Regions from separate parts of the Homo sapiens genome. Here region 1 is linked to region 2. A link is an interaction called in ENCODE POLR2A ChIA-PET data of the cell type or tissue named here. Cell type or tissue: Panc1. All regions are shown on one strand. Links, peaks and the distances in the headings refer to the core of each region. The heading gives the core; the rest is flanking DNA.

Evidence for each region. ChIA-PET counts read pairs that join two places held together with the same protein. Peaks named below come from ENCODE experiments on the same cell type or tissue, not always from the same donor. Only the 100,000 strongest peaks of a DNase experiment are listed, where the experiment ranks them.
Region 1: POLR2A ChIA-PET joins it to region 2 with 15 read pairs; 7 of 35 experiments call an interaction of 5 or more read pairs at or near these places.

What each region holds. Positions count from the first base shown.
Region 1 is chr12:121,919,943-121,922,843 of GRCh38, reverse strand. CFAP251 (cilia and flagella associated protein 251) reads right to left here. Exons shown (of 22, transcript NM_144668.6): 2 at 1,161-1,558. The coding sequence starts at 1,538. Among named protein-coding and RNA genes, the nearest start is that of CFAP251, 2.8 kb to the right of the region's middle. In Panc1, for the core only: no CTCF peak of the experiment used is centred there; no DNase peak of the experiment used is centred there.
Region 2 is chr12:121,787,555-121,790,455 of GRCh38, reverse strand. All of the region lies in intron 2 of RHOF (ras homolog family member F, filopodia associated), which reads left to right. It also overlaps a transcript of SETD1B not described here. Among named protein-coding and RNA genes, the nearest start is that of RHOF, 4.7 kb to the left of the region's middle. RefSeq lists enhancers at 4-203, 284-353, 480-1,196. In Panc1, for the core only: no CTCF peak of the experiment used is centred there; no DNase peak of the experiment used is centred there; H3K27ac peaks cover 928 bases.

The sequences.
Region 1 (2,901 bases), core at 306-2,805, 130 kb before region 2:
TACTCCAGCCTGGGCGACAGAGCGAGACTCCGTCTCAAAAAAGAAAAAAGAAAAGAAAAGAGAAAAGAAAAGAACAGGACAAACGTGGGTGTGTTCAAGTTTATTCTTGGCCTACCAGCAGACCCACAATGGCAAAATCATTCTTCTAAGTGGCACTCGTGGTCTCCAAAAGGCTGACTAGCTACAGACAGTGACCTATTCTTAGGCCACAGCTAAGTTCTCCTACTGGGAGCAGTCTGTGGGAAGCCTACACTCCTATTATCATACCGACTCCATTCTAAGGCGAGCACCTCAGCTGTGGCACACACCTCCTCCAGGAAGCTTTCCCTGGCCATCCTCCAAACTGAGTTAAGAGGCCCTGTTTCATCTCCTGTGCATCTTTCACTCACTGCACTCATAGGTCTGCCTCCCTACACACCTTAGAGCTCCTTAAAAGAATGGATTGTGGCCAGGTGCAGGGGCTCCTAGCACTTTGGGAGGCCAAAGCTGGTGGATCACCTGAGGTCAAGAGTTTGAGACCAGCCTGGCCAACATAAGTGACAGCCTGCCTCTACTAAAAATACAAAAAAATCAGCCAGGCGAGGTGGCGGACGCCTGTAATCTCACTACTCGGGAGGCTGAGGCAGGAGAATCACTTGAACCCAGGAGGCAGAGGTTGCAGTGAGCCGAGATCACGCCATTGCACTCCAGCCTGGGCAACAAGAGTGAAACTCTGTCTCAAAAAAAAAAAAAAAAAAAGAATGGATTGTGGCCGGGCGTGGTGGCGTGTGCCTGTAATCCTAGCACTTTGGGAGGCCAAGGTGGGCAGATCATTTGAGATCATGCATTTGAGACCAGTCTGGCCAACATGGTAAGACCGAAACCCCATCTCTACTGAAAATATAAAACATTAGCTGGGTGTGGTGGTGGATGCCTGTAATCTTAGCTACTCAGGAGACTGAGGCAGGAGAATAGTTTGAACCCAGGAGGCGGAGGTTGCAGCAGGCTGAGATTGTGCCCCTGCACTCCAGCCTGGGCAACAGTGAGACTCTGTCTCAAAAAAAAAAAAAAAGGAATGGATTGTACCTTATTTGGTTTTGTGTTCCCATAGTCTGGCCTATACTAAGCATTCAACTAATGATTCTGAATGAATTGATGAATGAATTAAGATGACTACTTACTGGGAAAATTCCTGATGTGATTGACTGGGAATCAGTAATCTGTGTCTCCAAACGGATCATGGACGCTGTGACTTCTTGGGGCTCTACTGTGGTTTCTTCCTGTATTCCTGAAGCCTCCTTCTCTTGGACTTCTCCAGCCTTTTCCTCAGTTTCTTCCATGACAATCTTTTTGTCCTCCTTCCCCTCCTCCTCCCCTTCCTCCTCGCCCGTTTTCCTCTCCTCCTCCTGAGACTCTCTCCATGCTATTGTGTCATCTTTTGATTCCTGTTGTGGATCTTCTACTTCTTTATAATTTGGATTAGGTTCCTCCTCTTCTTTCATTTCTGTTTCTCCATTTTCTCCTGTTGCTTCTCGGGGAGCTTCTGCTGCATCTGACATTCTTCTCTGTAGAGTTTCCTCTAGAGAGATTTTGACCATAATAACCAGCTGGCCCTCAGCTTCCCATTTCCATCTCCTAGTGCACTAACCTACTGATGAAATGTGCATAAATGGCTCTGTTCCCTTTCCATAGGAATAAAAAGAATGTCATGTTTCTGACCAGGCACGGTGGCTCATGCCTGTAATCCCAGCACTATGGGAGGCCAATGCAGATGGATCACCTGAGGTCAGGAGTTTGAGACCAGCCTGGCCAACATGATGAAACCCCGTTTCTACTAAAAATACAAAAATTAGCTGGGTGTGGTGGCAGGCGCCTGTAATCCCAGCTACTTGGGAGGCTGAGGCAGGAGAATCGCTTGAACCTGGGAGGCAGAGGTTGCAGTGAGCCAAGATCATACCATTGCACTCCAGCCTGGGTAACAAGAGCAAAGTTCTGTCTCAAAAATAAAAACAAAAAAAGAATGTCATATTTCTGGCCAGGCACAGTGGCTCACGCCTGTAATCCCAACACTTTGGGAGGCTGAGGCGGGAGGATCAGTTGAGGTCAGGAGTTTGAGACCAGCCTGGCCAACATGGTGAAACCCCATCTCTACTAAAAATACAAAAAGTTGGCCGGGCGTGGTGGCTCACGCCTGTAATCCCAGCACTTTGGGAGGCTGACGCGGGTGGATCACGAGGTCAGGAGATCGAGACCATCCTGGCTAACACGGTGAAACCCCGTCTCTACTAAAAATACAAAAAATTAGCCGGGCTTGGCGGTGGGCGCCTGTAGTCCCAGCTACTCGGGAGGCTGAGGCAGGAGAATGGTGTGAACCCGGGAGGCGGAGCTTGCAGTGAGCCGAGATCGTGCCACTGCACTCCAGCCTGGGCAACACAGCGAGACTCCGTCTCAAAAAAAAAAAAAAAATACAAAAAGCCTGGTGTGGTGGTGGTGCCTGTAATCTGAGCTACTCAGAAGGCCGAGGCAGGAGAATAGCTTGAATCTGGGAGGCGGAGGTTGCAGCGAGCCAAGATCATGCCACTGCAGTCCAGCCTGGGCAACAGAGCGAGACCCTCTCTCAAAAAAAAAAAAAAAAAAAAAAAGTCACATTTGTGGGAAACCTTTTTTTTTTTTTTCTCTTGAGACAGAGTTTTGTTCTTGTTGCCCAGGCTGGAGTGCAGTGGCACGATCTTGGCTCACTGCAATTACTGCCTCCAGGGTTCAAGCTATTCTCCTGCCTCAGCCTCCCGAGCAGCTGGGATTACAGGCGTCTGCCACCACACCCAGCTAATTTTTGTATTTTTTCAATGGAGGCAGGGTTTCACCATTTTGGCCAGTCTGGTCTTAAACTCCTGACCTCAAGTGATCCGCCCGCCTTGGCTT
Region 2 (2,901 bases), core at 87-2,586:
CGGCTCTCAGGAGAACAGGACAGAAAGCCATGGCCAGGCGGCCACGTAGAGAGAGGCAAAGGCCAAGAGGGTGAGGGAATGGCCAAGCCAGAAATGAGTCTAGTAAACGTAGTTGTAGAAAGTTCTAGAACCCAATGGGCCACACACAGTGGCGGAAGGGGCATCTTCCCGACTGGTGGCCACCAGAGCTGTGAGACAGGGGTGGCTCTCAGAGGCTGAATTTCTCCACACCCAGGACCAAACGCTGGTCCTGGGCAGGGGCCGGACGCTGCCCACAGGGGCCCTCGTGGAAGGCCCGTGTGGCTGTCTCCCTCCTGAGGAAGTAGTTACAGACACCACAGCGGAGGGAGGGCAGATCGGGTGACGGGGCTCGCAGGGCTCAGAAGGGAAGGGGCGGGGGCCATGGCACTCACTGCTCTGTCGGCCTCACCGGGGCCCTGACATCCTCTGAGGCAGGAAGCTGCGGTGAAGTCTGAAGTTTCCTGGGCCGGGGGAGGCGGGGTGAGGTGGGCTGTGAAGACACAGACGGGAGAGTGAGCTCATCAGGGCCAAGGTGTGGGGTCCAGGGTTAGAGGGGCACAGGATGGGATAGGGGTTGCCCGGGGAGCGGTGGTCCCCTTTTCAGCCTGAGATGGGAACAGAAAGAAAATTGTTAGGCAATGGAGTAGGATTTGCTAAGACAAGGAACCAGGGACAGATGTGTGTTGTGAGCCCCAGAAGCACCGGAGGCCTGGGCTGAGACAAGGCTGGGGTCACCCAGAAGGTGGTCTCAACTCCCAGCTGGGGCTGCCCAGCCCCTGTCTCCCTGGGAAAGCACAGGTGGGCGGCCCCCAGCAGAGTGAGTAAAAGTGGGTTCCTCTTCTGGCAGCTTCACTTCTCATGCTGCCAGTACCCCTCCCTGACCAACGCCGCAGCTGGAGCTGGGGTCCACCCGCCCTGTGTGTCCTCCTGCAGATTTGAGGTCTTTTTTCCTCAACTCTGCTCTGGGCCTTAGAGACCCCTGTCCCTGGAAGCAGGACTTCCTTGGCAAAGCCTCATCCCACCAAGAAAATAGCCCTGTGTGCGGCATGAGCCTCCCTTCCGCCCAGCCCTGCCGCACCGCCTGAGTGCACGTCAGGACGATGGGCGGCTCTAGGGGGAGCCCAGGCCTAGAGACTTCCTCACCAGAAGCACGTGCATCCTTTGCATGTAATTCCTGGGTTTTTTTTTGAGGTGGGGAATGGTTAGAGACAGGGTCTCGCTCTGTCACCCAGGCTGGAGTGCCATAGCATGATCATAACTCATTGCAGCCACAGCCTCTTGGGCTCAAGTGATCCTCCCATGTCAGCCTCCCAAAGTGCTGGGATTACAGGTGTGAGCCACCACGCCTGGTCTACCTGGGCTGTTTTAACCTCTAAGCCCATCTGCAGAGGCTGGATGGGCCCCCTCTGTGACTACGGGCAGGTGACATGGACCCTTTCAGCCCTGGTATCATTTTAGGTAGAATGTGGAGGGTAATGGTATCACCTGGTGGCTGGGAGGCCCCTGAAGCTTCTGGGTCCAAAGATTCTGGGGTTCTGACCACCCACCATGCCAGGCTATTAACTTCTCCTGGAAGTTTCAACAGTAACCACAATAGCAGTCCTCCTGCCTCCCGGCACTGCCCCCCACTCCACCCCTGCCCCTGCACTGCTCCCGCTCTAAGCATTGCCTCCCTTCTCCTGGGCTTTCACCTTCCAGATTAGGGGGAGGGTTATCACTGTTATCACCCCCTCTCCCAGATAAGGAAATTGACACCCAGAGAGGGAAATGTGGGCGTCAATTCGAGATGTGGAGGCTGCCCTGAACAGTCCTGCCCAGAATGTGCATGAGTGAATGGAACCTGACCCTCCTGACTCATATGAGAGAAGGTATTTATTAATAGTACGCTCCCCCATCCCCAAGTGGGCATGGGGTTGGTGCACACGGAAGTAGTCCTCTGCAGGCCTGGTCCCCCCACCACCCCCACGCCCCAAAGGCCCACACTGAATTCTAGGGAAAGCTGGGTTGGGCAGAGTCAAGCCAGGAAGGCAACCTGGAGGAGGTGCTGGAGTCGGAGCTGGCTGCCTCTCCCTTTCCAGAGGCCCTCTTTCTTGAGAGGGCTGACATTTTTCCTCACCTGGTCAGGGCTGGGACAAGTAGGGTGAGGATTCCTTCCTGTTTTCTGGGGTAGGCTAAGAAAAAAAAATACTCCAGTAAGGTCCTCTGTTATTTACAAAGCTTCCCCTTAGCTGTGTGGCCTGGGGCAAGTCACTCCAGCTCTCTGTGCTTCCGTTTCTCAGCCTGTAAAATGGGGCCAACAATAGTGTCTACCTTGTAGGGCTTTTGGGGGAAAGATGAGTTAATCCAGGTGAAGGGCTTTGAGCTAGACCTGGCATGTAACACAGTGGTACACACCTGCGGCCCCAGCTCCTCAGGAGGCTGAGGCAGGAGGATGGCTTGAGCCCAGGAGGTTGAGGCTGGAGTGAGCTATGATCACACCACTGCACTCCAGCCTGAGCAACAGAGCAAACCCCGCCCCCCCCCCCTTTTTTTTTTTTTTTTTTTGAGGCAGAGTCTCACTCTGTTGCCCAGGCTGGAGTGTAGTGGTTCAATCTCTGCTCCACCTCCCCAGCTCAAGTGATTCCCCTGCCTCAGCCTCCCAAGTAGCTGGGATTACAGGCATATGCCACCACATCCGGCTAATTTTTGTATTTTTAGTAGAGACAGCGTTTCACCATGTTGCCCAGGCTGGTCTTGAACTCTTGACCTCAAGCGATCCGCCCGCCTCAGCCTCCCAAAGTGCTGGGATTACAAGCATGCGCCACAGCGCCCGGTCTAGACCATGACTTTTATATGAGAGAAAGAGAGTCGATATTAACCATCTTTATTATGACTGTCATC